2 separate regions of the Homo sapiens genome follow, and region 2 is linked to region 1. A link is a loop called in an ENCODE intact Hi-C map of the cell type or tissue named here. Cell type or tissue: HCT116. All regions are shown on one strand. Each heading gives the region's core, and the rest is flanking DNA. Links, peaks and the distances in the headings are about the cores only.

The links. Peaks named below come from ENCODE experiments on the same cell type or tissue, not always from the same donor. Only the 100,000 strongest peaks of a DNase experiment are listed, where the experiment ranks them.
Region 2: it touches region 1 in a loop (4-fold over the local background); 4 of 110 quality-filtered maps call a loop at or near these places.

What each region holds. Positions count from the first base shown.
Region 1 is chr14:72,412,422-72,428,702 of GRCh38, forward strand. The region is part of intron 3 of RGS6 (regulator of G protein signaling 6); the gene reads left to right. LOC105370559 (a long non-coding RNA gene) reads right to left here and starts at 6,790. Exons shown (of 4, transcript XR_944018.3): 1 at 6,714-6,790; 2 at 5,300-5,427. In HCT116, for the core only: CTCF peaks have their summits at 8,534 and 8,735; a DNase peak (open chromatin) is centred at 8,510.
Region 2 is chr14:72,097,622-72,113,902 of GRCh38, forward strand. All of the region lies in intron 2 of RGS6 (regulator of G protein signaling 6), which reads left to right. Among named protein-coding and RNA genes, the nearest start is that of RGS6, 170 kb to the left of the region's middle. In HCT116, for the core only: a CTCF peak has its summit at 6,593 (motif pointing right); a DNase peak (open chromatin) is centred at 6,620; H3K27me3 peaks cover 426 bases.

The DNA.
Region 1 (16,281 bases), core at 6,251-11,250:
TCATTTTTTATTGCGTCTATTTGATTCTTCTCTCTTTTCTTCTTTATTAGTCTTGGTAGCAGTCTATCCATTTTGTTGATCTTTTCAAAAAACCAGCTCCTGGATTCATTTATTTTTTTGAAGGGTTTTTTGTGTCTCTATCTCCTTCAGTTCTCCTCTGATCTTAGTTATTTCTTGCCTTCTGCTAGCTTTTGAATGTGTTTGCTCTTGCTTCTCTAGTTCTTTTAATTGTGATGTTAGGGTGTCAATTTTAGACCTTTCGTGCTTTCTCTTGTGGGCATTTAGTGCTATAAATTTCCCTCTACACACTGCTTTGAATGTGTCCCAGAGATTCTGGTATGTTGTGTCTTTGTTCTCTTTGGTTTCAAAGAACATCTTTATGTCTGCCTTCATTTTGTTATGTACCCAGTAGTCATTCAGGAGCAGGTTGTTCAGTTTCCATGTAGTTGAGCAGTTTTGAGTGAGTTTCTTAATCCTGAGTTCTAGTTTGATTGCACTGTGGTGTGAGAGACAGTTTGTTATAATTTCTATTCTTTTACATTTGCTGAGGAGTGCTTTACTTCCAACTATGTGGTCAATTTTGAAATAGGTGTGGTGTGGTGCTGAAAAGAATGTATATTCTGTTGATTTGGGGTGGAGAGTTCTGTAGATGTCTATTAGGTCCGCTTGGTGCAGACCTGAGTTCAATTCCTGGATATCCTTGTTAACTTTCTGTCTCGTTGATCTGTCTAATGTTGACAGTGGGGTGTTAAAGTCTCCCATTATTATTGTGTGGGAGTCTAAGTCTCTTTGTAGGTCACTAAGGGCTTGCTTTATGAATCTGGGTGCTCCTGTATTAGGTGCATATATATTTAGGATAGTTAGTTCTTCTTGTTGAATTGATCCCTTTAGCATTATGTAATAGCCTTCTTTGTCTCTTTTGATCTTTGTTGGTTTAAAGTCTGTTTTATCAGAGACTAGGATTGCAACCCCTGCCTTTTTTTGTTTTCCATTTGCTTGGTAGATCTTCCTCCATCCCTTTATTTTGAGCCTATGTGTGTCTCTGCACGTGAGATGGGTTTCCTGAATACAGCACACTGCTGGGTCTTGACTCTATCCAATTTGCCAGTCTGTGTCTTTTAATTGGAGCATTTAGCCCATTTACATTTAAGGTTAATATTGTTATGTGTGAATTTGATCCTGTTATTATGATGTTAGCTGGTTGTTTTGCTCATTGGTTGATGCAGTTTCTTCCTAGCCTTGATGGTCTTTACAATTTGGCATGTTTTTGCAGTGGCTGGTACTGCGGTTGTTCCTTTCCATGTTTAGTGCTTCCTTCAGGAGCTCTTTTAGGGCAGGCCTGGTGGTGACAAAATCTCTCAGCATTTGCTTGTCTGTAAAGTATTTTATTTCTCCTTCACTTATGAAGCTTAGTTTGGCTGGATATGAAATTCTGGATTGAAAATTCTTTTCTTTAAGAATGTTGAATATTGGTCCCCACTCTCTTCTGGCTTGTAGAGTTTCTGCTGAGAGATCAGCTGTTAGTCTGATGGGCTTTCCTTTGTGGGTAACCCGACCTTTCTCTCTGGCTGCTCTTAACATTTTTTCCTTCATTTCAACTTTGGTGAATCTGACAATTATGTGTCTTGGAGTTGCTCTTCTCAAGGAGTATCTTTGTGGCGTTCTCTGTATTTCCTGAATTTGAATGTTGGCCTGCCTTGCTAGATTGGGGAAGTTCTCCTGGATAATATCCTGCAGAGTGTTTTCCAACTTGGTTCCATTCTCCCTGTCACTTTCAGGTACACCAATCAGACGTAGATTTGGGCTTTTCACATACTCCCGTATTTCTTGGAGACTTTGTTTGTTTTTATTCTTTTTTCTCTAAACTTCTCTTCTCGCTTCATTTCATTCATTTCGTCTTTCATTGATGATATCCTTTCTTCCAGTTGATCACATCGACTACTGAGGCTTGTGCATTCGTCACATAGTTCTCGTGCCGTGGTTTTCAGCTCCATCAGGTCCTTTAAGGACTTCTCTGCATTGGTTATTCTAGTTAGTCATTCTTTTAATTTCTTTTCAAGGTTTTTAACTTCTTTGCCATTGGTTCGAACTTCCTCCTTTAGCTGGTAGTTTGATCTTCTGAAGCCTCCTTCTCTCAACTCGTCAAAGTCATTCTCCGTCCAGCTGTGTTCCGTTGCTGGTGAGGAGCTGCATTCCTTTGGAGGAGGAGAGGTGCTCTGATTTTTAGAGTTTCCATTTTTTCTGCTCTTTTTTTCCCCCATCTTTGTGGTTTTATCTACCTTTGGTCTTTGATGATGGTGATGTTTTTGGTGTGGATGTCCTTTCTGTTTGTTAGTTTTTCTTCTATCAGTCAGGACCCTCAGCTGCAGGTCTGTTGGAGTTTGCTGGAGGTCCACTCCAGAGCCTGTTTACCTGCGTATCAGCAGTGGTGGCTGCAGAACAGCAGATATTGGTGAACCGCAAGTGCTGCTGCCTGATCGTTCCTCTGGAAGTTTTGTCTCAGGGGAGTACCTGGTTGTGTGAGGTGTCAGTCTGCCCCTACTGGGGGGGTGCCTCCCAGTTAGGCTACTCGGGGGTCAGGGACCCACTTGAGGAGGCAGTCTGCCCAGACTGCGTGCTGAGAGAACCACTGCTCTCTTCAAAGCTGTCAGACAGGGACATTTAAGTCTGCAGAGGTTACTGCTGCCTTTTGTTTGTCTGTGCCCTGCCCGCAGAGGTGGAGGCTGCAGAGGCAGGCAGGCCTCCTTGAGCTGTGGTGGGTTCCACCCAGTTTGAGCTTCCTGGCCACTTTGTTTACCTCCTAAAGCCTGGGCAATGGCGGGTGCCCCTCCTCCAGCCTCACTGCCGCCTTGCAGTTTGATCTCAGACTGCTGTGCTAGCAATGAGCGAAGCTCCGTGGGCATAGGACTCTCCAAGCCAGGTGCAGGATATAATCTCCTGGTGTGCCATTTGTTAAGCCCGTTGGAAAAGGGCAGTATTAGGGTGGAAGTGACCCAATTTTCTGGGTTCCGTCTGTCACCCCTTTCTTTGACTAGGAAGGGAATTTCCTGACCCCTTGCGCTTCCTGGATGAGGCGATGCCTCGCCCTGCTTTGGCTCACGCACGGTGCGCTGCACCCACTGTCCTGCACCCACTGTCCAGCACTACCCAGTGAGATGAACCCGGTACCTCAGTTGGAAATGCACAAATCACCCATCTTCTGCGCTGGTCATGCTGGGAGCTGTAGACTGGAGCTGTTCCTATTCGGCCATCTTGGCTCCACCCCCCCGGCAACTGCCTATTGTTTTACCTGATATGCACAACATTGGCCATTAGTGTTACCAAAGCAACATCCATCACAAGAATTAATGCTTCTTGATTTGAATTTTACTCCTCTCTGTCTCTGTTTATGTGCATTCATTTGATTGTACACTTGTATAAGAACTAAAAGCATAAAAAGTTTATTCCTACATCTGGCACAGCTCACGTCTGTAATCCCAGCACTTCGGGAGGCCAAGGCGGGCAGATCATGAGGTCAGGAGTTCAAGACCAGCCTGACCAACGTGGTGAAACCCCAACTCTACTAAAAATACAAAAATTAGCCAGGTGGGGTGTTGCGTGCCTGTAATCCCAGCTTCTCAGGAGGCTGAGGCAAGAGAATTGCTTGAACCCGGGAGGCGGAGGTTGCAGTGAGCCAAGATCGCACTGCACCCCAGCCTGGGTGACAGAATGAGACTCTGTCTCAAAAAAAAAAAAAAAAAAGTTTATTCCTAGTTTTACATTTGTAGCATTGAAATTAAAAGAATCTAAATAAATAACAGAGCACTGTGAGAATTTGTTGTTTAACAGAGCTCTATATGCATTACACAATTTCAAGGAACATTGATCTGAATGTTCCTATCCCTCATGGACCTTGAGCCCTGACAAAAGTTAATAAAGATGGGTCTCCTTTTCTTCTTGTCCCCTGCTTTCAGCTCTGAATGAGAAAAGTTTTGCAAATATGTCGGTACTTTGTATTAAGCCTAAAACTTATAAAGTATCAGATTTGTAAGTTGACTGTATTAACTTTAATTTCTCAAAGTGTTCTCAGTTAATTAGGTTAACCTAAAACTAAAACTATAAAGTGATTCCTCCCCTACCAAGAAAAAAAAAATTAAGCTGAAATCCTCTGTTTAGAGTTTCAGGCCTTTGGGCTGGACTCCACAACCCTTCTCAGGAAGTAGCAGTAGACACCTGACCTTAGGCTGTAGTGCTAATATAACCTGTGTCAGTAGCTGCCCCATTGCAAACAAGGAAATGATCCTCTGAAGTCAAACTCAGGAAGGAACAAGAACCTGTCTCTCTGAGCTCTCTAAAGAGTGTGGTTAAGAGTATGAGCATTGACAACAGACTGCCTAGGTTCAGATACCACCTCTGATGCCAGTTATGTGATTTTGGGCCAGTTTCTTAATCTCTCAATGTCTCAACAACATGAGTCTAATAATAGCATATATACCCCTATAACCATGGCATGAGGATTAGACAGGTTGATTGGTGTGTATAAAACACTTGGAACAGGGCCTGGCACAGGGTATGCCTTAGTAGATGTTAGCACTGCATCACGACTGCTACTATGATTACCGTCCCTGTCACTGTTGCTGCTGCCACCACAGGCAGGTCAGTGGAACGTCACCCTTCAGGGATTTATCAGCGCCACTCCCTAAGCATGCCACCTGCATGAAGGGCAGACATGAAATTGTGCCGCCAGCGTTCTGGTTTCTTCAGCGCTCCCTGCCAGCTGAGCTGTGTGAAAAGCACTCAGCTATGAAAAAATGAGAAAGATTGATTGAAATGTTGGTGAGGTCATTGTCAAATATTCTCTGTCAACTGAATGACTGCAAATAGGGAGATGACTGCCCCCCCACCAAGTCAGCCTAGGAGGGTTCAGTCCTTCATTTATTCATTCACACATCACTCCTTCACTGTGCCAGCCAGCCATGACAATTAAGTGCATTTGGGAGGAGGTGGCAGCTGAGCTGGAAAGGGGGTTTGGCATTATGCTGGGAAGGTGTAAAAAGCCAGGCTGAAGATTTGGGCCGTCTTTTTTTTTCCCCCAGATAGTGGGGAGCTGGATTTGGAGACAAGAAACCTTTGTAGACCCTCTGGCACTCTCTATTGACAGATCACTGCTAGGAGGCAGTGTGACTCGGAGAACCGCATGGGCTCCGCCACCAGCTCTGGGTTCCGCACTCATTAGCCAGATGACCTTGGGCTCATTATTTAGCAAGCCTGCACTTCTGTTTCCTCACCTACAAAATATGCATAAAATAGCAGTACATACCTCACGGAGTTGTTCTGGGGCTTAAATGAGTTCATCTGTGCAAACATTTAGACGAAGTGCTTGACATAATCAGAGCTATGTAGGTGCTGTTAATTCTTCTTTGCCCCACTGGTCCCCAGGTTCCATATCTGTAACAAGAAGCAACTGGACCACATAATTTCACATCCTTTTATACCCAAGTTTTTGATCAAGAGAGCTCAGGCTGTACTTTAAGCTTAATGTGACAGTGATTTATAGCATAGCTTGGGGGCGATCTGAACACTTGGGGGCAGAAAAACAAGTTAGGCTTTCCCTGTTTCCATCATTCTCCCACCTTTCCTCCATCTGCCTGTCCCCACCTGGACATACATGCCAAAAGCCACGGCCCATTTTACTAGATCTAGGTAGTATGGGAAAAGACCATGAAGCGGACACATCATCTGTACTGCCAGTGTCTCTCTTCAAAATAAACTTTTTTTTTTTTTGAGCCTGAATCTCACTCTGTTGCCCAGGTTGGAGTACAATGGCATGATCTCAACTCACTGCAACCTCCACCTCCCGGGTTCAAGCAATTCTCCTGCCTCAGCTTCCCAAGTAGCTGGGATAACAGGCACCTGCCACTACAGCCGGCTAATTTTTGTATTTTTAGTAGAGATGGGGTTTCACCATGCTAGCCAGACTGGTCTCAAACTCCTGACCTCAAGCAATCCACTTACCTTGGCCTCCCAAAGTGCTAGGATTACAGGCATGAGCCACCGCGCCCGGCCCGCTTCAAAATAAACTTCTTTACCAGGAAATAGGATTAAGAGGAGGTAGAAGGAAATTAGAGTAGGATCAGAAAGATAGAAAAAGGAGTTTTCTCTGAAACAATAGGACAGCCAGATACAGGCTGAGCAGGCCCAATGATGGATAGAGAGGCACATCCACTGCTGAGCTCTAACCTAGAGAGAGAATGTCTCAAAACTCCTTGCATGGAAGGTGCCTGGAAATGTATTTATTCTCCTGTTGTTTATTCTCACCTCTCTTCATTCCTTTTTCTTTCTTCTGTCCTTGAATCGCAGCAGATAAAAAGACAAATCTGCTGAGAGGATGCATGTCACAAGTGGTCAGATGAATTACAGCCATAGCACCATATAGATAAGAGGCAAGGCTGGCGCCTGGGCAGGTCTGAGAGGGTCCAGGAGGACACACACCATATCAAATTGTGCAATTTAGCAAATGGCTGGTGGCAGACTGAAATGATAGTTAATCTGTTTTCCATGCACTAAAGGCTTTTGCCAAACTAAGATTTGCTGTGAAGACCCAAAGCTGGAGCCCACCCAGGGAGCGGGCTGCCTTGGATGCGTTTCCCAGCCTTCTACAGTGGATGCCAGTAAAACTAACTAGAGACATGAATGGGCACCAGGATAAACACAAGGGGATATTTTGTTCTTACCATTAGAGAAGGATACTGCTAACTGGCAAGAAGTCCCATGGTTGTTATCTTTTGATTAGTAGTAGTAAAAATACTATTTAAAGCTAGTAGCATTTTTTGAGAGCTTGCTTTACACTGGGTACTTTTTCAAGTGTCTTACAAGTATTCGCTCATTTTATCTGCACGGCAGCTGTATGAAGAGAATACTGTCATTATCTTCACTGCATAGGTGAGCAATGGAGGCACAGAGAAGTTCAGCAACTTGTCCAAGCTCTCATAGCTGGGAAGTGGCAGAGCCAGGCTTTGAACTCAGGCAGTCTGACTCAGAGTCCAAGACTGCCGGCCTGAATTGTAGGAGAGAGACAGTGCGGGTATACCAGGAACCAAATCCTATCGGCTGAACATCAGTGTTTAAGTCGAGCCCAGATGCTCTGCACAAAATACAATGTGTCTGTGCACATGTGACTGTTAATCAGCCATTTCCTTGGTTCCTGCTTTGTGCTGGCCACTGAGCTGGACCCTGTGGGATGGATAAATCAATGTCAGTCATGCCCCTGGAGACCTGGCTGTTGCAAAAAGGCTCCTGAAATCATCATAACCCAAAAGAGAAAAGGGCAGGTGCTGAAGAGAAGTATAGGTAAAGAGCAGCAAAATCATAAAGGAGGGGAGACTCTTTGCCTCTGTGGTATCAGGGAATGCTTCTCAGAGCGGGTGGCGTTTGCCCTGAGACTTGAAGTAGGAATTTAAAAACATAGAAATGCAGTGGAACGGGAAGAAGGACATTCTAGGTGGAGAGAAGTAGAGCAAAATGGTCCAATCTGCCCCCCTAAGGGTGTGAGACAGAGAAGTGGATGGGAAGGCCAGGAAGGCTGTCGCCATGTGGGCCGAACATGGGGAGGGAGGTGTTTGTCAGAATCAGAATGGACTCAGAGGGAAGCTGAGCTAAAAGCTTCAATTTACAGATGAAAGAAGAAAGAATTTGGATATGTGACTCACTCAGTGTACCAAGTTCGTGGCAGAAGTAAGTCTCAAACCCCAGGCTTGCCTCCAATTTTCTTTGCACTGATCTCCTGGCATAAACATGTGGCTAACAAGGGTCTCACAATGCCAGGAGGGTGTTACGTTTTTATAACCTGTTCTATTTGAGGGTCTCCAAAATTACATATTTGAAGTTAATATTAGCCAGATGCTAACTGTCTGCAGGCAAGAATAAGCACCCACTTTACATTGGGAGAAGCTAGAGATTTGGGAATCAGGATTTGCTGCAGATACTTTGAGGAATCTAGGCCTCTAATCCACAGTCTCCTAAATTCTGGAACTTCTGGCTTAATTACACTTTTTAATAACCAGTCATCATTGCTGCATAATTTGTGAGGTCTGGTATAGTATGATTCCTGTTCCCTTCAGCTAACCCTGCCCCCACCCCCATCCTTTAATAAACGTAAAACTTTTCTTTCCTGTGAATTCATTTTTTTCCCTTTTATCTTTTGGACCTTTGCAATTAACATATTAATATTTAATTCATATTACCTGAAGGTCCAAGAACACTTTTAAACTCATGAAAAACCTTCACTAGTAATTTAGCTGCTACCAAGGTATCCCTGAGCCCTCATTATTTGCCTCTGGAAAATGCCGTAAACGACATCTAACAGGCTTCAGCTCTGTACCTCTACAAATAAGAAATTAAGCAGTATTCAGAACGCCATTGATTATTAATTTAAAAGAAATCAAAAATCAATATCACATTCCTGTAACCTGGCAGTTTTTCTTAACTGAAGGCAGTTGCCTGCAGAAGCCTTGTGGCTTTCCAGAGCAACGGCGCCCCTTCGTGGTGATAATGTGAACTGCACCCCAGGCGTGATTGAAAATAAGGCAGAAAGGAATGCCGGCCTCGAGCAAGGACACCGGTTCATGCCCAAATCACTTCTGCTTTCAGCCAACAGACTGTTTCTGCCAAAAGATGGACGCAGCTAGATTTTTTTTTTTTTTGTACCGATAATCTGTCTTAAAACTTGGAGAGGATCTCTTTTCCCCTGTGAAGTCAGGAAAATGACAGCAAGCAGCATGGATTGGTTCGAATAATTTTCACCAGAAATGTGGGGTGAGGGGAAGGGATGGGACTGGAGTCAGAGCAGTGATCTGGCGGGATGGGGTGATGAGCCATACGGAGATGAGGTGTGGCGCCACGGGCTGGGAGTCAGGGATTATAGAGTGAGGGTGGGGTAGGATCTTCCTGGTCATCAAAACTATGAGAAATGTAATTATTTACATTTTAAACTAAGCCAAAGACTGTATTGAAATGTCTTACACCCAGAACAGAGAAGTGGTATCACCAAAGTTCAGAATTCCCAGCTCTAACGTGATGCCTTTGGGGACTGCCTCCCCACCCCAGGCTGACCTAACACACCCCTTTGAGAAAAGAGGATTTAGTTTCTCCTGACTGTGAATTGAATATGTGGGATGTGCCCCTCCAGGAGCTTCTAAAATCACCTCTGCTTTGACCTTGAGGGGCCGTGGTAGAGGGGAGACAGCACCGGCTTAGAAACCCCACGGCTCGGCTCTAGTCCCAGCATCAGTGGAGCACCAAGGGGAGAAAGTATTCATCACTGAGGTATTTTATGATATGTATATTGTTCCTGGGCAGTTGCACCCCTTATCGCCTGCACCCTGTGTACAGCTCCCCATTCCTCCTCCCTTGGAGGCCACTGTGCTATGTAACTTGCTGTGGGCTGCAAGAAAGACTGGGCTCCCGTTTCCTCTTCTGAAAGGCAGGAATCATGCTCCCGGCTGACCTCACAGAATCATTCCACAGATTAAATGGCGATATGGCTTGTCTGTGTTCACACTCAAATCCACATGTTGTGGGAGGGACCTGGTGGGTGGTAATTGAATCATGCGGGCAGGTCTTTCCCATGCTGTTCTTGTGATACAGAACAAACCTCATGAGATATGATGGTATCATAATGGGGGGAGGTTCCCCTGCACAAGCTCTCCCTTTGCCTGCTGCCATCTATGTAAGACATGACTTGCACCTCCTTGCCTTCTGCCATGATTGTGAGGCCTCCCCAGCCACGTGGAACTGTAAGTCCATTAAACCTCTTTCTTTTGTAAATTGCCCAGTCTTAGGTATGTCTTTATCAGCAGCATGAAAATGGACTAATACAAATGGGATGTAAAAATAAAATTCTTATATACTTAGAACGGCAATATGAGCTTTACATCTGAGTTATGCTATAATATCAATCAACATATATAATAATATAAAGTAGTATATTTATTATAAGTTATAATAACAGAGTGAGATAGCTTAGTAATTTCTTGTTAGTATCTGCAATCTTGGGGAAAACAAATCTAGAGAAATAAGTCCAAACTGGAGCTGCAGAGTCAAGTGGGCGAGAGAAAGAAGTCTCGCTTTTTTTGTTTTCCAGGAAAGCTCAGGTCCAGTTCAGCAGGCCAGCCCAAGAGACTGGGAGAGCCCTATGTACTCAGGAGAGCAGCCTCACCCCTCGTCCTTGTCCAAGATTGGGGAGTGGGTGCCCACAGCTTGTATGTGTCCCCATGAGAGTGGGTGTCATTATGAGGAGCATCAAAGGGCCAAGCACAGTGGTGACAGATGTGGGGGAATTTGCCATTCTGAGGGCAGAGGAGGTCAAACACAAGTGGACTCGCTTATTAAGCCCAGAAAGAGAACTGGGAGAGGAAGGCCAAGTGAGGATGGAGGCGGAGATCCAGGGCCCATCTGCAAGTCAAGGAGCACCGAGGATGCTCAGCAGCAGAGCCAGGAGAGGGCATGGAGCGGACTCGCTTGCAGAGCCTGTAGAAAGAACCAACTCTGCCGACACTTTGATTTTTAACTTCTGGCCTTCAGAACTGGGAGAGAATAAATTTCCATTGTTTTAACCCACAAAGGAAGAAAAAGACTATCAAGAGTAGAAGGGCCTGACAGGTGGCCACACGGCAGGTGAGTCAGAGAGTTGAGTCACGTGGGAGGTAGTTTAGAAAAGGATTTGTGAAGAGGGCCATCCCCTAGCAGCGTGTTGAATATAGTGAGGAATATGAGATGGAAAAGAATCTTTTTAGAGAACATGGGTGCCAGACATAGCCACAGACAAAGTCGTGAAATAGACAGAAATTTGTCCCATTTATGGAGACTGTGGTTTTCCACCCATATGTCCCCCCACCCCATGTCATGTTTACCTGGCCCTCAGGCTCACGCTGATGGCCCTGGGCTGCTTTTTTCCCCTCAAAAGCTGATGTCTGGTCTCTAATTATAAGATACAAGATGAGATGGAAATAATTGTTAACAATGTATTCATTCAACAATGGATTGTGTAAAAAAAAATGTGGTACACATACACCATGGAATACTACACAGCCATGAAAAGGATAAAGTCGTATTCTTCACAGCAACAGGAATGGAGCTGGAGGCCATTATCCTAAGCAAATTAAAGCAGAGGCACAAAACTCAATACTATGTGTTCTCACTTATAAGTGGGAGCTAAACATTGGGTCCTCATGGACACGAAGATAATAGTAACTGACACTGAAGACTACTAGAGGGGGTAGGGTGGGAGGGGGACGAGGGGTGAAAAACAACCAGCAGGTCCTTTGCTCAGTACTTGAGTGACGGGATCATTTGTCTATCAAACCTCAGCGACATGCAATTTATACATATAACAAACCTGCACATGTACCCCCGAGCCTAAAATAAAAGTCAAAACAAAATATTCATTCCCAAATCATTTACTACATACAAATCGTTAAGTCAGGATCCCTGCTGTGACACTAGGGATTATAGAAGTGTTGAAAGCTTCATTCTCATCCAGTCATTCATTCAGTGCCTGGCTGGGGTTGTGATAAGCAAAAGCAAACCCATCCCTCTCCACATGTAGCTTCCAGTCTCGTGGTGGCATTTCCTCAGAGGATGAAGCCATCCAGGTAGCATAGCAGGCATGAGGTGGTTCCAGTAAATGGAGGTGGGACAGTCTCCTTGGGCTGCCACCCTGCTTGGGGCTATTCCTGGTAGGGCCTGGAGCTCTGCCTAGAGAAGCCCACATGCCCTCTCCTGGAGTCACAAGGGCAGGCCAAGTATTCTGTCCTATTCCAGTCTTTGCTAGAATGTGTCAAGTGCTGTGGGCTTGAGTCCTTGGCAATTTTTGCATGGGACTTAGTTTGGGGGTAAGTTTTCTGGAAACTTGAAATGTTTCACTTAAAAAGAAAAATGCAGGATTCAAAGAAGTAAAGAGTAACAAATAAATAGAGGCTTTTTTAGTTCAGGGGTCAGCAAACTGAGGGCATTGCAGCTGTTCTGGAATTAATGCGTGTCCGGGCAAGGGTCAGTAATTCTGAGATGCCGTTCTGTTGCTTTCAGGCCTTTTTTGGTGAAAACTCTTAAAGGAGGTATAATTCTTCCCTTGCTGGGAGTCTTTGTTTCAGAGGGGTTGTAAAAAAAGATTCCCAGAGGATAAATCATATCTGTATTAACTTCCTAATGAAATGAAAAATTATATCATTGCTGATTATTCCTCCTTGGCTGATATGGAAAAAAATACTATTAATACTTTTTAGTGTGATTTTAATCCTTTGCATTCACGGATATTTGCATTAGTATTTTCTGGACATCATCTTGTTTATATGGATTTTATTCATTGTAAGATGCCATCAGATCCAGGCATCTGAGTTCTGGGGGGGCAATGCTATAATCCCTGCCCAGAACCAAAACTTTCCCTGTGCAGATGGTCTTTCAATAGAGTGGAATGTGTTTGGGGTTTCTGCATATTTCAGTTTACAAACCCTTCAGTGATGGTTGTCTTCATCCTGAGTTTGGCTCCATGCTTCAGAAGATGCAACAGTGCTGAGAACGGTGCCTGACATGCAGGAAACATTCAGTAAGTGTTTGCTGAATGAATGAATAAATTAATTCAACAACAGCTAATGAAAGCACATCCCTTAAAAAGTCTCGGCAATATTGCGAGCATAATACCAAAGGCAGAAACCATAAAAGAAAGAATTGATGGATTGGAAGGGGAAAATCTTTTTTTTTGAGACAGAGTCTCACTGTGTCACCCAGGCTAGAGTGTAGTGGTACAATCTTGACTCACTGCAACCTCCACCTCCCGAGTTCAGGCAATTCTCATGCCTCAGCCTCCCAAGTAGCTGGGACTACAGATACACATTGCCACACCCAGCTAATTTTTGTAATTTTAGTAGAGACGGGGTTTCACCATGTTGCCCAGGCTGGTCTCAAATTCCTGACCTCAAATGACCCACCCACCTCAGCCTCCCAAAGTGCTGGGATTATAGGCGTGAGCCACCGCAGCCGGCCAGAAGGGGAAAATCTTATAACATGAATTTCAGATAAACTGTTACATCCTTAATACTTAACGAATTCCTGTTAATCAGTATACAAATATTAGTACCCAAATAGAATAAATACCGATGGCCAATAAATGTATTAGAAACATTTGAATCTCACTTATAAAAACATAGTTATTTTCCTAAATGGGGTATCATTTTTTCCCAATCAGATTGGCAAAAATAAACAAGAATACAAATCCAGCCTAGCACATGTACGTACTTTCAAAGGGAGGATAATTTGGTTCAACATGTTTTGAAAGCTGGTTGTATGGTATGTTTTGAAACCTTGAAAATGACCCAGAAATTTTCCTTCTAGAGATTTATCTTAAGGAAATTATAGGAGGCATAAAAAGTTTCACCTGCTTATTGCTTTGTGGCTTATCATTGCAAAAAGAAAATGGAAAACTACTTCTTCAGCTAAAGGAAGTGATACGCTATCGTACTAGAATATTAAAAATGAAGAAGGTAGGGAAAAGAGAAAGAGAATCTAAGCGGTAAAATTGTTTGACCTTTATTTTCTTCTTTTTGCTTAGCTATATTTTCTAAAGTTTTTGTTAAAATAAACTCTTTTAACAAAAAAATTCTAAAAACTCATAGCTGCTTAGATGATAATATAATTATAATATTTATGTTAATTTTTGTTGCGAACGTATGTTTATGTTGAACTTACCAAGTGATCTAAGCTATATTACTAAGTTCTTTTCATAAGCCTCTGAGTTCATGTATATTAAGCCCTTAACATAATTCTTAGAGTTAAGCAGAGCAGGTGGCGTTATTCTTCCATGACCGCACTGAGACTCAGAAAAGTTACATGACTTATTCAATATCACATAATTAATAAAGAGTAAGACTGGCCACAAAGTCCAGGATGCCACACACATAGCTGAGTGCTTCTTCCTCTATCATAGAAACAAAAATCTGGATGACCATTAGGCCGTTGTTGGCCTGCAAAGGTGTAGAGCAAACTATTTTATGGTATTGAGAGCACTTATCTTGGCATTACTCCATCTGATTGTTTGTGTCAAGTAGGAAAGATACATTTATTATTCCCATTTTGTAGATGGAGAAGCTGAGGCTCAGAGAGGTTGAGTGACATTCCCAAGGTTGTACACAGTAAGTGGTAAAGTTAGGATTTAAACAGTTTTAGTCCGAATCCCTTGCTCTGTCTACTTCAGTTTGGCATAATAAATTCTTAACTTCCTTAACAGTTTGTCCCATCATATTCCTAAAGTTTTATGATTTGATGAAGTCTCTCTTAAGCTCCTTTTCCACATGGGTGGCATGGGTTAGCAAGATTTTGAGGGCTGATCTTGTGTGACAGATTGTATTTCCAAAGATGTCTGGAATAATATCTTGTGTCCCACATACTGTTGTGGAACTATCACCTCTCCATCCCAAAAGGTGGAACAGAAGCAACACTATGAAACTGCCAAGGCTAAATCATAAACATTCAATGCACTTCTGCCTTGCTCTCTTGGGATGTTTGTGCTTAGAATCCAGCTGCCCTGCTGTGAGGAAGCCCAAGCAACTCTGTGGAAAGGACCACATGGAAAGGAACAGAAGTGCCCAGCTCACATCCCTGGCTGAGCTCCTGGCCATCAGCCTAATTTGCTGGCCATGTGAGTCATCTTGAAAGTACTGTAGGTTCAAGGTTTACTTTCTGAGGTTTCAGTTATCCATGGTCAACCGTGGCCCAAAAATAGGTGAATATAGCACAATAAGATATTGTAAGAGAGAGACTATATAACTTTTATTTACATAACTTTTCTTACAGTATATTGCTATGATTTTTCTCTTATTAGTTGTTGTTAATCTCTTATGACTAAGTTATAAATAAAACTTTATCATAGGTATGTATGTATAGAAAAAACATAGTATATGTAGGATTCAGTACTATCCGCTGTTGTAGGTATCCACTGGGAGTCTTGGAACATATCCCTTGTGGATAAACAGAGACTACTGTAGATCCTCCTGCTCCTAATTAGCCTACCCTAACTGATGTTGCATTGAGCAAAGTGAGGTGAGCCGACCAACCTCTGCCCAAATTGCAGATTTCTGTGTAAGATAAGTGATTATTCTGTTGGGGGTAGTTTGTTATACTCATTTTCCCTCCTAACCCCAAATTAGGTGGCAGGGATGGAGGAGTCTTGCTTATCATCTCTCTATTTTTGTTAACTCCTCCTCGTTCAGGGTAGACTTTGGCACCTGGATCACAACCTTATTCTCCACCCCAAACCTGCCATTATCCTTGGTGACACCATTATCCATGAAGGGGACCCATTTGATATGTTAGCTTCTCAGTTCCCTGTCTTCTACCCCAAAGTCCTTCAAATTCAAAGTATCTTACTCTTTTTGTTTTAAAATTGCTTGGAGTAGTAGAGAGGACTCTAGTGGAATATACAAGCCAAAATAATCAGGAATTTTTACATGAGAGAAAGGAGGAATGTCGTGAAGGGCATCAAAAAGCAAGAAAGATGCTCATTTTCCCTTCCAACCCCAATTTAGGTGGCAGAGGTGGGAGCAGGTGAAAAGAACAAAGGGCATTGGAAAAGACCACCTGGAAGTCAGTGAAGACCAAGCGGTAAAGGGATCCTTAGCTTAGGCAAAGGCTAGATGGGGACTTATCTCACCAATGGAGCCAGAGAACAGATGTTCCAGATGTGTGTGTGGAAGTGGGAAGAGGACTGATTAAGGAAAGAAGAAGCTCAAAGCAATATAGAGATGAGACAGAGAAATAACAGGATTCCAGAGGCACTTGGATTTTACTCACCAAGGATGAGGGGGAATTAGTTGGTCTCAACATTTCTAACGGCAAAGTTACAGGTCACCTAATACATATTTATGTATTAGTTGGATCAGAGGATGGATGGATGGATGAGTGGGTGGGTGGATGGTAGATGGCAGTGGATGAACAGATGAATGAATGGACAGATGTGAGGATTTCTCTGTGGGAGATTCAGTTCGCCCAGGAGTGATGGTGTTTCTGAGAGAGCCCTAGCAGCATTTGTTATCTCCTAGGCTCTCTCTGAATGTTCGAAGCAGTGAGTGGCAAAGAGGAGGCTCAGCCCTCTCTGGATTGATCTGTTACTGGGGTGTACAGGCATTCAGTGCAGAGTTCTCTTCATCAATGGTCAAATAACTTCTGTTACCCACTTGTGATGGCTCCTGTAGCCTCTGGTTCGACTCCATGTAACAACTGAAGAGCAGCCTTGCTGCAACAGATAGGAAGCAG
Region 2 (16,281 bases), core at 4,117-9,116, 320 kb before region 1:
TTTCACCATTCTGCACCTTGGGCTGTGTTGCTGCTGCTACCTGGAACACCCTTCCTCCCCCTCCTCTGCCGGGAAGACTCCCACTTAGCCCAGATGCAGCCCAGCTGCTGGCTTCTGCATGCAGCCCACCTCTTCTTGCTGGACAGGGTGGCGTCTTGTCCCCCACACCCACAATTCCTGTGCCTATCACTTTGTCTCTGTATTCCTTCCTCAGATTGTAGCTCCTTAGTGGCAGGGACCAGCTCTTAGCCTGATATCATCAGCCAAGCAACGTGTAGGATGCAGAGGTTTGGCAAAACTTTGAAAGCGGGAATGTATAGTCAACTATGTCGATGTCTGGGTCATTTTTCCAATGTCTGGTAGCAATTGTGTTAGGTGGCTTATACCTCTCCTGGACCCACACATAGCAAATTCTAAAAATAACAAACTGGACCATATAAGCTTTTCCAAAAGCCTGGGGTGGGGGAGATGTTATAATATCCTGACATAGCTGTGCTGTTGTTCATTTCACCTCTGTCACCTAGAGCAACCCCCTCCATGTTTTCCAAAACCGCCCCCATCCTCGGGGTCTGGTTTGGGACCCCTGTCCTCCTGGAGGTCCTCTTTGAACCCTCTGGACCCTTCTCTCAGAGCCCTCTGGTACCTTGATGTCACAGCATTTCCTGTAATTTCATTTCCCTGGCCTCTTGGCTAAGATAATAGGCTCCTGTCCTTGCTTTTTCTCTGTCCCCTGAAAGGGGTGAAGTCGTGTGGACATGTGGCAGGTGCCACTATTGTTTATCTGCTGAACACTAGCACTCCCCGTGCCTTCATGCCATCAGGCAGGGGGCATTTGTTCTTTTGACGGTGTGGACAGGGGCAGAGTTTAGTGGCATTGTTCTTTTTTAGCTTAATGAGCACGAACTGTCAGAGCTTGGACCAAATTTTTCTTGCAGATATATTTTGATTGACAGGCACAGGATTTTTGGAGATAATTGAAAGAGTTGCCAACATTTATCAGGAGACTGTACATAAAAATACAGAGTTCCAGTTTCCCTCAAAAATTTGGAAGTTTTGGCAAAATTGAGTCCCAATTACCAAAAATTGCTTCTAACCAAGCAGTAACTATTCCCTTCACACAGAATGAGCCTCCCTTCCCTCATTTCCTGTAAAATGGTACTGCATGTTCTCCTCTTTCATTTGTGTCACCTGCCTCATTGGTGGGTAAGTTGTTCTAGAAAATGTCTATCATATGTGCTGCTGTACTGCTAAGTGCGTAGAGCCCTAGTACCCACAGGGCACACACAAACAAACCTGGTATACAAAGAACTTCTGTGCGGATTTCTTTCTTATTGTGCACATTTTAAGGGGCATCAGTCTCTGTCCATGCATCCTTAGAATTGTATGGCTTTTTCATGATTTGATTTATTCAACAAGGATCGAACAGTCTGTTTGTATTGAGTATTTACTATATATTAGTTACTGTTCTAAGTATAAACTCATTGATCTCACAACTCTGAGATGGGTGCTTTTACTATCTCCATCTTACAGATGAGCAGCAGTTTTTTTGTTGTTTTTTGAAATGGAGTCTCTCTGTCACCCAGGCTGGAGTGCAGTGGTGCGATCTCGGCTCCCTGCAAGCTCTGCCTCCTGGGTTCATGCCATTCTCCTGCCTCAGCCTCCCGAGTAGCTGGGACTACAGGTACCAGCCTCCATGCCCGGCTAATTTTTTATATTTTTAGTAGAGACGGGGTTTCACCGTGTTAGCCAGGATGGTCTCGACCTCCTGACCTGGTGATCTGCCTGCCTCGGCCTCCCAAAGTACTGAGATGACAGGCATGAGCCACCGCACCCTGCCTAGAAGCAGCTTTAATACCAGGTCACACAGCCAGGAAGTAGACTAGCTAATGTTTCACCTTAGGCACAGGTGGAGGGAGTCACACATCTGTAAGATTTGTTCCCAGGACAATATCATTTTCTTTAAATGTCTGTTTTGGGAGGACTTCAATGAGCTCTCAGATAGAAACACCCATTTCCAGGGAGCATTCTTACCCTAGAAAAAGCTTGGGACAGTTGTATTCAGACAGCTCTGCTGTTGACCATGTAAGGAACTCTCTGCCACTCTTCCTCATAGCTTTGGCGGGGATTATTTGTCTTTAGACTTGTTCCTTTTTGTGAAAGTGACAGTAGTGATAGTCATTAGTAGTTAGTAGTCATGGTTACTTTTGTTGAGCACTTACAGTGCCAAATGTAGTAAGCACTTTCAAACTGTATTACTCTCCCCGTTTCTACTTGGGAAACTGAGTATTACTGTGTGAGTGATGGGGACTTCTTGAAAGATCCTAAACATGGGAATGTCGTAATCAGGTTGCTGTTTCATGGATTTGGTTCCGAAAGCCAAGCAGAGAGCGGGTCACCAGCACAGTAGTAAGAGTCAGGAAAATTGGTTGAGACTGTTGTGTACAGGGGAGAGTTGCTTGGGGCTTGAACTAAAGGGACGGTGAAGAGAGGGGTAGGTTTGAGAGAGACTTAGAAGATAGTAATGGCAAGGCCTGGTAAAAGACGGGAGTGATTTCCAGTTTTACAGTTTGGACGGCAGCATGGATAAGAAAGAATATAAGGGGCTGGGTGTGGTGGCTCAGGCCTGTAATCCCAGCACATTGGGAGGCTTAGGTGGCCAGATCACTTGAGGTTAGGAGTTCAAGACCAGCCTGGCCAACATGGTGAAACCTCCTCTCTCCTAAATTAGCTAGGCGTGGTGGTGCACACCTGTAATCCCAGCTACTCGGGAGGCTGAGGCAGGAGAATCGCTTGAACCTGGGAGGCAGAGGTTACAGTGAGCCAAGATTGCACGACTGCACTCCAGCCTGGGCAATAGAGCAAGACTCTCAAAAACAAAACCAAAAAAAGGTAGAAAGAAAGACTGTAAGAAGGCTAAGAAGGCATCGTGCGGACAGGGGAGTGAAGTGTCACAAACTGTCAGTTTGATGTACTCTGTGACTTTCAGTTGAAGATGTCACAAGATTACGACAAGGAGCTCCCAGTGTCTTCACGTAGTTTTCCCAGCTTACTCAGTAAATATTTGTTCCCTAAATGAATTCATGATTTCCATAGTTACTCAGTAAATATTTGTTTTCTAAATGAATCTATCTGTAAGCAACTCAAGTAATATCCCCTCCTACCATTTATCTTAATGTTTGAATTTCATCTCCAACCACTTAAATCATAGTCTCTGGGAGATGGGAGCTAGGCATTGACATTTAAAAATGTATGTTCGGCCAGGCACAGTGACTCATGCCTGTAATCCCAATACTTTGGGATGCCAAGGCAGGTGGATTGTTTGAGTTCAGGAGTTCAAGACCAGCCTGGGCAACATGACAAAACCCTGTCTCTACCAAAAATACAAACATTAGCTGGGCTTAGTGGCATGCATCTGTAATCCCAGCTACTTGGGAGGCTGAGGTGGGAGGATCACCTGAGCCTGGGAGGATCATCTGAGCCCAGGAGGTTGAGGCTGCAGTGAGCCGTGATTATGCTACTGCACTCTAACTTGGGCAGCAGAGTGAGACCCTGTCTCAAAAACAAACAAACAAAAACCTTTGTGTCCACAGATATTCTAATTTGTGGCCAGGTCTGACAGCCACTGCTTCAGTTTTAATGAAACAACAGATGAAACAGGTCTACTGAGATGTTCTTTTACTCATCCATCAATTTCATTTTTGAGTGTCTACCACTGTTTTGAGCTCCATGAAACTCAAAAGTAAGCATTGATGTGTTCACCTCTGTGTTCCTAGTACCAGAACTGTGCCTGGCACAGAATAGGTGCTCAATAGATAGTTGTAGAATAAATGAATGTTTTATGATTCTGAGCACTTAGAGAATACTGCGCTCTAGTAACATACAACCATCAGTGTCTGTAGCTGTGGCAGGAGGCTTTCTGCTTCTGAGGTCTCTCTGTCTGGACTGTTGTGCTATTATCCTCTCATGTTTCTTCAAGGCAGAGGGGTTGCTGCCTGGGAAAGGTGTACACTTTGGAGAGTGAAGTCAGACTTTGCTAAGTGAACGCTTGGATACGTGTTGTGCATCTCTGTTCCCAAGTACCTTCTCTGCTATGGACTGAATTGTGTATCTCCAAAACTTGCATGTTGAATCTCTACCCCCAGTGTGATGTTATTTGGAAATGGGGCCTTTGGAAGATAATCAGGCTTAGATGGGTCCACAAGGCTAAGGCCCTCATAGGGGAATTACTGCTTTTAAAAGACTAGGACATTCTCTGATCCTTTGGAAGTATATTTCCTTTCCATCCTCTTCTCTATTACCTGCCTTCCACCTGCATCATTGGAGTTGGCTTCTTGGTGTTGACAAACCTTACAATACTCAGGTTGAAGACAAGAGCAGCCGAGAAGGAGCTTTTGTAGGGAGTGGTTGTCAGTGTCTGGTGCTTTAATATTTCCTTCCGTTGGGATTTGGAAAAGGCAGTCCCACATAGAAAATTGTTCCAGCCGAGGAACAGCAAGTCTGTCTGTCAATCTCTGGGTATATTGAAGACATCTCTCTGAGTATATTCCAAATGTACTCATCAGTGACGTACTGCTTCTCCAGAAGGTCCCCTTAGGAAGTTGAAAAAGATTCTAATTCCTAACACAGTAGCTCCTGCTATTTTCCTATGTATGTTTTTTTCTCGCTTTTATCTTCTGCTTTACCAAAATACATTTACATAAACAATATTAGTATGTGTACAGAAAATATGAATAAAGAAATAAAGATTAAAAACCTTAGAAGAAATGAAAATAAAAACTTAAGAATTGGAAAAGAATTCTAAAATCTCAAGGTTGACCAAGCTGGAGGGTTTTTTTGTGCATATTTATTGCAGTTCTACCTTGTGCCAGGTTTTAGATACTTTCTTTTAATCACAGAACTTTACAAGATACGTATTATCTCTATTTTATGGATTAGAACATTTAGGCTCTGAAACTCAAGGGCATGTAGCTGCTACATGGTAGAGTCAAGATTTTAATTTAGCATGCCTAACTGTAAAGCACCTTTCCTTGGTCTAAAGGCCAGTGACAGTTCCTAATGAAAGTTTTCACACGTACACAATGAAACAAGAAAATGAAGACAGTGTAGAAGATTTTTGATAAAGCAAAATACAATTAACTTTAAGAAACCTGTTCATTATTTTAAAATACCTATATTGGCTAAAGTTTGGCAATCTAACGTCAGACCCCTAATCATTATATATATATTTTTTTCTTAAAAGTCTACTCGTTCGTGAAATCACAAGTTCACACTCAGGGTTCGTGATTTAATGGTGGAACAAAACAGAATATTTAAAGTTGGGAATGTTCCAGAAAAGCTAGATTTACAAGATTGTCTTAAGGCCCCAAAGAGGAAACAAAGATTTGGCTTGCTGATCAGAGTTAAACATTGTGTACAAAATACCTTAGGAGGAATTTGAGACCTCCGTTATTTCAGACTTAGGAAATAGCCCTTTCTTATCTCTCATATAATGGTACCTGTCTCTCAGGAAGCTAGGCCTCCCTTGCAGTGGTAATAGCTGGCCTGTGGAGCCCCTTCACATTGCATTACGGCAATTCCAGTGCCTCCCTTTCCCGTTAGGAATCTAAGCTTGTACTACCTTTTAAAATATCTTCAAGAGTCAATATGTGGATATCTGAGTGTCAAATCTGGCATGCACTGTATTTAAGTATCACTTAGGAAGAAAAGCAAAACCCTCAGCCCCTTGAAATGATTTTTAAATTAACTTTTTGGTGGAAAAGTCCCATTTTATCTGTGCAACTTAATACCCTTTGTGCAATTTTAGCCAACTTCTTGAAAACACAGGAGGAAAACAACAACTTTCATTATCTCTTTTGCTCTGAATAGCAGCAATCATCAAACCAACATCCACCACCTTCTTGTTCTCCTGAACTTACGTATTTTTGTATATGCAACAACTTAGGGAAAAACATAATGGCAGGAAAGAAAACCTTTTCCCCTAAGTAAGAAAAATCACAGAAAATCATTAGTGTGCTAATTAAGGAACAAAAATCAAATTGTGAAAGGTTTCTTACCCAGATTGAAATGAATAGGCCTGGGCTTGTTCCCACAGTGGAGACAGGGCTCCCGGAAGTATGCTGGAAGCATGCAAGGCCACTTGCCGCCTAGACTCAGAAATGACACATCGTCACTTCCACCATGTTCCATTGATTAAAGAAAGCCATTCAGGCCAGCCCAGATTCAAAGGGTGGAGGAAACAGAGGTTGCCTATAAAAGAAGGATTTTGACCATTTTTACAATTTACCAAAGGAGTGACTTGGTCGAGGATATTAACTAATTTAAAGGAGTTAATGTAGGTGAAGCTCTTAGAATGCCTAGTGCATGACAATTGTTGTTTTGCTATTTTTTATTATTATTACTGTATTCTCTCTAGGCGTTTCCCCCAGGAGCTTATTGAACGTCCTTTAATCTTTTGTTTTGTTTTTAAAAATGATGTTGGAGGAACAACGGTGACTTTTCAGGCCCTGGAAATGCTACATATGGGATGGTATCGTAGAGGTGTTTCTTTGCCTCCCATGGGCGCCCCCGGTTTTGCTCTCTCCCCCTCTAGGTGGCGCTGTCGGGGATCCCCAGCTGTCCCACGTTGTCTTGCTTTTCCTTTCCTCTCTGTCAAAACGAATTCTCATTCTTGATTCTTACCACTGCAGTGTTTACCAACTTTGAGTGATATATTTCCCTTTTAAAGAAAAGCAGTCTTGTGAATTTAGTTGTTGTTTTATATTTTTATTATGTTACTTAAATATGTACAAACATAAAGCTATGTATAAACTAATTATGCTTGCTCATAACTTTTATGCATTTATAAAATAAAGGAAATGAAACTTGAACAGAACAGATTTAAAAATTAAAACTTCAGAATTTCAAAATAGCAGCATTAACCTAACATGACAGATGATATTATTTTTACTAAAACTACATCCAGACGCAAAGCCACCGTGGCCTTTGATGCCTCAGTTACCCCACACCTTCTCTGTTTGGACTCCTGCAAGCTCTTCGAATACAGTGTGCTGTGAAATTATTATCAAGTTGATTATAAACACAAATATGAGAACTGAAGTTACCTGACAGTGCTTGGTTATAAGATGGCTGTTTAACTTAGTGCTCTCAAATTTTACTGTGCAGGTAACTCACCAGGGATCTTGTTAAATTGCTCACTTTGGTACAGAGGGGCAGGGGTAGGGTACAGAATTCTGTGTTTTAAATAAGCTCTCAGGTTATGCCTGTTGGCTGATCTGGGAATGACACTTTGAGTACAAGGATCTGACTATGGTTCCATCATTTGTTTAGATTATTAAACACACAAATATTTAAGAATCAGTCGAAAACATGTTTCTGGATAGGTCCTTGGTCTCTAGTCTAGTCACTGCACTAAAACATACAAGCAGTTAGGTTGTTAGAGCATTATACTAGCCCTATGGGAATCAGATCCAGACACCAAGCATGAAGTTGCATGTATTGAGTATCAGGCATCAGCCAGTAATATAGGGAGGGAATGATGATTGTACAAAGACCTCCCTGGACATTCCAGATGCAACTCACAGATGATGACTCCTTGACCAGTGGGACAGGCCTGATGTGGTTTTGCCTCTAATAAATCAAATCTTTCCATTTTTACCCAAGTAAAATTTTATTTGTACTTTCCTTATGATCACCACTCACATTTTGCCTGGTCTTACAGTTTAAAATGTGGTACAGCTTTCTTTTTCTATGTTAATATTCTGAGGGCAAGGATCATGTTCTATTCCTTTTTGTACTTTTCATACAGCAGGCATACAGACATTTGTGGAATTGAATGTATTAGCTAGATAAATCTTGAGGGTGCCCTCTGCTATTTGCATAACCAAGTTTTTTTCTGAAAATTCCAGGAATTTTGCTCTTTCTGTTATATTTCAGACTCGTTATTTTATTTACTACTGCTGCTTTTTTTTCTTCCTAGGAAAGATTCCTAAGATTTAAATGACTAAAGCTTAGTCTCTGATATTTGAACATAAACCACATTTTTATTGCTCTTGGCTCTCAGGTGCGCTTTGCTTTTAATTTTTATCTGAGAATAAATGTTGAGAAGATTAGAAACGCTTATTTAGTTGATAATCTGTGTGACCAGAATTTATCCTTTCTAAATAGTTCCATAGCAGTCTTCGAGAGAGAAGTTCTGGTAGAAGAGGAGGTAGAGTGAGTTGTTCTTTAAAAAGGAAATGCAAGTTTGTAGAGAGATACCCAGGTGTGGGCTTTATGCATGAAATATTTTTCCTATGAGAAAAAGGAAAACAGTGCCTGACCTTATCAATAAACCATTGTAAGACGTCTTCAGCGTAGGTCCCAAGGACATTCCAACTGTTCTTTTGGACTGAGAAACTCTCAGGTAGTGGTTGGGAGAAAAAGATCCAGAGGTCGCAGTGGGATATTTAACAAACATATGAATCAGCTGTATAGCACATCAGAGAACAGAGAGACCAGACATAAATGCATAATAAGGCAATATTCTCATGATATTGATAAGAACTTTTTTTCTAAGTTCTGTTGATCTGTCTTTCTACCCATTCAATCATTAATTTAACATTGTATTGAGAAATTAAACACAGACTCAAACTACACAAAATAAGCATAGTTTAATGCAAAGATTCCCAAAATATGGTCTCCAGATCAGCATTGCCTTGGAAGTTGTGAAAAAAGCAAATGTTTGCACTCCAGTGGAGATTTACTAAATCAGAAACTATGGAGGTGGGGTGTTTATTTTAACAGGCTCTTCCGAAGCTTCCCATGCATGCTTGAGTTTGAGAACCAGTGGCTTAGCATGAACTAGTATGAGGTGGACACTTTGAAACCAGCACCTAGCTAAAGAAATAGACCTGCCAGTCACTTCAGAAGCCCCTCCATGTGTCCCTTCCCAGCCATAATTCCTTTCTCCTTCCAAATTACCCACTCTCTTGAGTTTTCCAGTAATTACTCCCTTGCCTTTTTATAGTTGTGTCACTGAATTGCATATCCCTAGCCGCAATCATTTAGTCTTTTCCATGGATATTAACTTATCTTTCAGTCTATGCATTCCCCCATTGTCCCCTCCTTTTCCATACAGTGTATCTGATGAAGAACTTGGACTGTTAGACCTGTTGGAGGTTCTCAGAGTGGATTTTGCTGGTTGTGTACTCATGGTGCAGTGTAACATGTTCCTCTGAACTTCCTGAGTATCAGCAGCTGGATATAGGGGTTTCATCAAATCTTAGTCCTGTCCTTTTGCTAAGACTATAGGTGGGACTGCGTTTTTTGTTTTTTTCTTTTCTTTTTTTCATCAGGAGGCGCAGGAAGTCTAGTTCTCACTGTATTTTGATGTTAACAGCCATAGATACTCAATACTTAGATCGATTGAGAGAAGCATAATGGTGACAGTCTGTCATTTCATTTTCATTTATTAGCTGGAAAGTCTTAGATGGAATAAATTTAGATCACTATATGGCTACCTTGTGGTAGATTTCACACTTGAAAAGCCGGTTGAATGCTCAGTTTTCCTTTTATTTACCTAATTTTCAAGATACTGAATTGCTTCCCTGTCATGTTCAGAAGGGGACCAATTAAAGAAAAAAACAAAAAAAAAACATGAACTACTAGGTTTAAACGTAGTGGAAGAGTAATCAAACCGTAGCAAATCATCCCTATTGAAGCTCAAATTGTCCCATTTTTGGCCAGTGGGAGCCTCTTCAACTTGGCTCTTGATTCCTTTTGGTATAACTCTAGCACTATTTGATTCCTTCCTTTTTTATTACAGGCTCATCTTGTGTATTTCCTGCCCCAGACCAAGAGTCAGCCATTTCTCTGAGAATGCACCCTGCTCCCCCAGTTCTTTTTGATAGGAAAAAAATGTCAAAACCACAAACCAGATTCTCATAACTACTGACTTGATTCTTTTTTACTGAGTCTTTTCAATGGGCAAAACTGGGAAATATCCACTTCTATATCTATATAGCTTTTTCTATACCTATACATAGATGTTATATGTATTTAAATATATTTAAAGTTAAAATACCTCATGAGTTTATACTGATATTTCCAATTCAGGACTACAGGGTTTTAACGTCTTCTGTATGGCATCTATATCTTCTTTTTCCTGCCCAAACAATCTTGATTCTCAAGGACATAGAGTATGCTAGATTAGAATATGTCATAATTACTCATTTGCATGCTTCCACATTACACACACAATATTAATACTACCACCACCAATTATGATTACTAAAAAGAATTAAAACATTTTTGTGCATATGCTATTCTCATTTTCCTCTATTATTTTATAGTTATACCTAATCTGTTTTTATCAGGTAATAGTTATTAATGCTATACTCTCTTCCATTTAACCCCCATTTAATGTTCTTAGTTTCATATATTTGATGGTCATCACCATTTTCACGTCAATGACATGACACTTGGTTGTCCAAAGCTCATTCTGTAGTAGTCGCCTTAGGAAGAAGTTATGGGAACAGAATACCTTGTGTTCTTACATGTTGAAAGAATGTTTTCTCTACTTAATGTTCATTTTTGCTTGGATATAAAATCCTTGGCTTATATTTTCTTTCATTGAGTACCCTAGATACATTAGATCATATCCTTCTGGCATAAAACCCTGTCAAATTCTAGTGATAATCCAGTTTTTATTTTTTCTTACAAGTCACATTCTCTTTTTGCAAGAAGCCCATAGAGATTTTTTTTCTTTAAAGTCTTGTCATTTTACTAGCATATGTCTTGATGCTGATAGTTATGGGTTGTTATTCTCACATAAGTAGTTTCTTTTTTTGTATCTTAGGACAGTTTTTCTTGATTTATAGTTTTTAAAATTTGTTATGTTTTCTTGTTTTACTGTTTCTGCCTTCTTTAGAGACTCCTGTTGTCCTTATGTTGCATCTTACTTGTCTGTCTTCAAAATTTATCAATTCTTGAAGGCTTCTTATCTTTCTTAAGTTCTTTTGATTTTTTTAAAAAAATTTAATTTCCCCCTTCTACTTTTGAAGTTATTTGGTTTTATTATTCACTCTTAAGTTTCTTCTAGTTAAGCCTTTTTAAGAACATTTCTAATTCTTTTCTAAGCTCTGTCACCTTATTTCTGAACTTTTTCTAGTTCCAATTTATATTGTTCCTTCATGTCTAGCGTGTTTTCTTAGTGTCTTTTGGCAAATCTGGAAATTGTATGTTAGAATTGTGATCTGATTTTGGAGCCAGTTTTCTTGGTGTGCTTTCATTATCTGTGGAAATGTTGTTTTATTCGTTTTCCTCTTTTATCCTTAAGCAATAATGTGTGGAATTTTCTCTCCATGCTTTTCTGTTGCTCATTTTCCTCACGTTTTAGAAAGAGACTTTGTTCAGATGGATTTTTCTAACTTCATAGAGCTCTGTCTTCTATTGTTTTTATGTAATTTTTTTTAAAAAACTTGCTTTGTAAATTTTTATGTTGTTTTTTCCTTTTCCACTGTTACCTGAATCTTCTCTTTTTTTTTCTTTCTGTTTTGCTCAATTTTATTTTTTTCCCAGCAGCTTCTCTCCAGTGTGGTACCTTGTTTTGAGAGCAGGTGCTGGCTAATTGTGTAACAATTTGTGATTTATCCTTACCTATTTGTATCTTGATGTTTGTGAGGATACCTTGTCTCCCAGTTTTGTTGTAAATGTCCATTAATTTTTGAACATTCTGTTTGATTTCATTGCTCTGTCTTTCGACATGTAGGGATTCTAGGAGTTCCAAAAACTGTGTCACTGCTACCACTGCCATCTCCTCAGGAATTCCTCAGTTTTTCAAATGATGATTTTTGAAATTTTAGAGTCTATAACTTGAGAGATATAGCATTTTTGGAGCTGGGACAAAAAAGTTTTTAACTTAATTATGGGAAGTAATGAAAAGAATTGGCTTCTAAAATGCAATGCAGAGATGCATAAATGTATTCTCTTTATCTTGCCCAATTACAGAGCAAAATAGATGACAATACAGAAATAAACATGGTCTGGAGTAGAAGTAGGTTAATCCGCATGCTTTAGATTGACTTACAGTATATACACTTTATTTCTTCATTCAGTGAATAAATTTATATAGTGCCTTACAATGGACAGATACTGTACAACATAAAAAATATGTTGACCCTTGCCTGTCTGGCCTACCTTGAAATGCTGTGTATAACAAAATTACACACAGAAGACCTCAGATGTGGCAAAGTGAAGTGAGAGGGAAGTGACTTTCCCAATACCACACAGTACTTTGAGAATTAGACCACAAGCCTGGATATCTGTAACTCCCAATCCAAGACTTCTTCCACCCCAATATTCAATCTCATTACTAAGTGTCAAGAAAGTGGATTTGTTACCACCAAAAAAAGAAAACTTTCTGACATTGAGTGTGTGCTGTTTTTTGAAGAATGTTGTGAATTCTCTGTTCTTAAAAAGTCAGTAGTGCAGCTTTCAATGTAGAGTTCTTTTGTTCAGGCTTACACAACTATCACCATTCACCAGATAACTTGCTGTATTCCAGACATCATTGGCTGCTTTGTATACATATTCTTATTTAACCCTCACCACCTGGCAAAGCATTGTCCTCATCTCTAGTTTACAGAGGAAGAGACTTATTTTAACTCAGAGTATGTTGTCCAAAATTACCCTGCTAATAGACTGGTGATTCTGTGGAAACAGACACTTTCTTCTTTTATATGTAAAGTGTTCTGGGTAACAAATAATACACTCTCTTCTCATCACTGTGGGCACCATGGTCTGGGTGCCTCATTGGCCTCTCTATCCCCTCCCAACACATACACAGAAGAGAGGAGAGGAGAGAAGCATCCTAAATGCTTGACTCTCTCGGCAGAAAGTCTACTGTGTCTAATGGTCTTGTAGGAGGGAGGCAGCGACATCTCTCTCCCTGCCTTCTTCCTTTCCATTCCCCTCTCTACTAAATTAGCTCCCTGAGCATCAGAGTGTAAATCCAGTTTCTCTTACTTGTGCAAACATGGACATTCTTATGCCACTTTGTGTGTAAAATTTTTACATGAAGTCTATAACCTGTTGCTTTGGTATGTAAGGCTGTAGAATGAGCAATAACGAAAACCAGAAATGTTTGGGGGAAAGAAGTTTTTGTCTGATCTTCTATATTCATTGACCCAGACAAGTGTCACAAGGACCATGAGAGTCTGGGGAGCCTGGGACATTGCCCACACTCTGCTAATGAAGAAACTGAACCACACCTACATCTTTGTCTAGTCACACCTAGCAGCCTCTGACCTTGCTCTCCTTGCCTCACTCTGATCCCTCTAGAATCCATTGCACATACCAACCAACTCAGGCCCTAAAACTCTTCTTTTGTGAGGTTACTTTCCAGTCTTTAACCTATTGGCTTTTTCTCATTGTTCCTCAAATCAAATCTGAACTCCACTGTCTGCAAGACTCTCCCGTTCTTTTCCTGACCACCTTGGCTGACAGCTCTTGGAGAAGAGGGCTTAGATTGATAATAATCTGTGATCCTTTCCTTCCACCTTGCCTAGCTCTGCCAGTTCATGGAGTAACATTTTCTTTTCCACAGTTACTGTAAAAAGAAATCGATTCTTTTTAGCTAAAGTAAATGACATCCAACTCTCCTTACATGGAAAAAAGGCACTAAAGTGCTGACAGATACCATCTCAGGAATGGATGGATATTCTTGCTGTTTCTCTTCCAGGACAATCAGAAACAAATTTAACTGGTGAATGGCCATTCCATGTGGAAGGGAAGTGGTAACATAGGGCACTAGATTAACCTAGTGCACTTCTCAGTAGGATTCATGGTATTTCTATGTAATTTCCACTTACAAATTACACATCTAATAGAATCTTAAATGGGAAGACAAGGATGAGTCATATGCCCAATCCACATTTATGTCTTCAAAATACGCTTTGAACAACAAAGCCACATATACATGTTAAAAGGCCTAGTAAACTTCTAGAACACTAGAAAATCCTGATTGCCAGGATCTGTTAGTCACTCCACTCCAGACAGGGTTTTGACAAAATGCCTTTTCCCAACAGAGGTTACCATCTTCACAAGAAGACCACATTTGTATATATGTGGCCAGCAGCATTCGCCAGGGTACGTACCTCAAGGAAGCTTCAAATGGCCATTCAGTGCGCACTCAAAAGGGATCCTCAGAGGAGCATTCAGACCATTTGCTTAAATGATTGTGTGCTCATTAAGGTGGGCAGATCTGCAGTCTCAACTAGAGATCTGGTAGTTAATCTGGGTCCAGGATGTTTCTTAACTAAACATGTTAAAGGAGCCGGATAGGTTGCTCTCTACTGCCAATTTATCGGTTTTACTTTTCTCCTTGGCTACAGTGCAATTTGGCTCTTTGGTTTAATCCCCTTGAGAAGCCAGAATCCATTGGCATGCGGAGCTCTGGGTCTTAGAGCAATATGGCTCTAAAATGTACGAGGTTTATTCTGATGGTCCCTGTCACATTAGCAGATGGTGGCATTTACCATGTTGATGGGAGAGGAGTCCTTGTGCTCTCAGCCACAGATGGCCCGGGAGGCTGTCCCAGCAGCAGCACCTCACCCTCTCCAACACATGCCATGTAGTTAGTTGTTCCCTCTCTTTGTTCCTATACCACTTACGTTTGCATTTCTTTCATGCAGTTCGTTGGTGGTGGTTATAGTCATCTGTTTTGATGCGTGCTCCCCATATTAGGCTGCTAAGGTTTTAGGGGCAGGTACCTGGCTTCTCCTCCAGGGATTAAGAGATGCAACGCTATGCTCAAGGTCACAAAGGTGCTGAGTGGCAGCAGGGTAGGATTCTAAGCCTCATTCATCAGTCTCCAAAGTTCAGGCTTTTAATTAGAAGGCCTGTCATATCATAGAAATCACAATGGTCCTCTTAGGGCAAAATAATGGGTGTGAAATCGTGGATGGTCCAACGATAATTACAATAAGAATCGTTTATTTGTTTCTTAGAAACTGAACTAATCATTTTACAGGCATCATTTCAGTTAGTCCTCCTAATAGTCCTATGCATGAGGAATGTCATCACCATTTTCAGATGAGAAAATTGAGTGTCATAGAGGCTAAATGACTTGCCAACCAGGTCACACAGCTAGTAAGTAGCTCCAAGTCTAACCCAGATTGATGTGATTCCAAAACCCTGGTCTTGGGCATCTGACTGAGACCCCCCAATGTATGGGTGCCTTGCTTTATCTAGGCTCAGATCCTGGAGGTCATTTGTTGTTACCTTGAATATAAGAAACACACAGGGGGACAGGCAGACTCTGAAAATATAAAGTTCATTCCCCTGAATCAAATGCAGAAAACAGTTCTCTTATGGGTTGTCCCACTTTTCATTTGAACTTAGTGGGGACCACGGGAGGGGCTGTTGAAAATGACCAGCTCTTTCCTCTGCCAGGCTTCCTACACTTACACACACACACACGCATGCACGCATGCATGCACACACATGCACACACACACCCCACTTCATGCTTAGACAGTGATAAAGTGAGTAGCTGGGGCAAGCCCCCCGACATGTGGATGACTATGGTGGTGGTGATGGTAGGAATGGTGCCTTATATTAGTGTACCTTGTACGTTTACACATATTTATTTGATCTACCTCAAGGTAGGTGACCAAGTATTATCAGTCCCTTTTTCCTCATGTAGGAAGAAACTGAGTGTCAGAGTAATTGAGATGGAGCAGATTCAGACTCAGGACTCCTGTTTCCTGATGGAGTGCACTTTCTGCTAAAGTAATAGCTTTCAAACTGTGGTGGGTTGAGGAGCCCCAGAAGCCATCATAATAAGTGAGGGCCAGGGGACTCAAAGACCTACATCCTGCTTCAACTGGAGCATCTCTGCTTTTATTTGACGGGTATAGAGGGTTCTGCATGTGGTTTTATTTTATAGAAGGGTCTGATGTTCTAACAGTTTGCTACTGCTATGTAACAAACCACTACCAAAAGTTAGTTAATTATTATTGCCCATGCCTGTGTGGCTTGGCAGGGCTCTGCCAGACTGCTCTGCTGCAGGTGGTGGCTGTGGGGCAGCTGGGATGGCTCTGTTCCTCAGGCCTGTCACTCTCCTTGGACGGGGGATAGATGGTGCATGTCCTGCACATCTTTCAGGCTTAGACTTGGAACTGGTATACTGTCACTTCCAAAGCAAGTCGCATGGCTGTGCCCAAAGTCAAGGGGTAGGGAAGAACATTGCTCATAATGAGGCTATGGCAAGGGAATGGACGCAGAGAGGGGTGAAGAACTGGG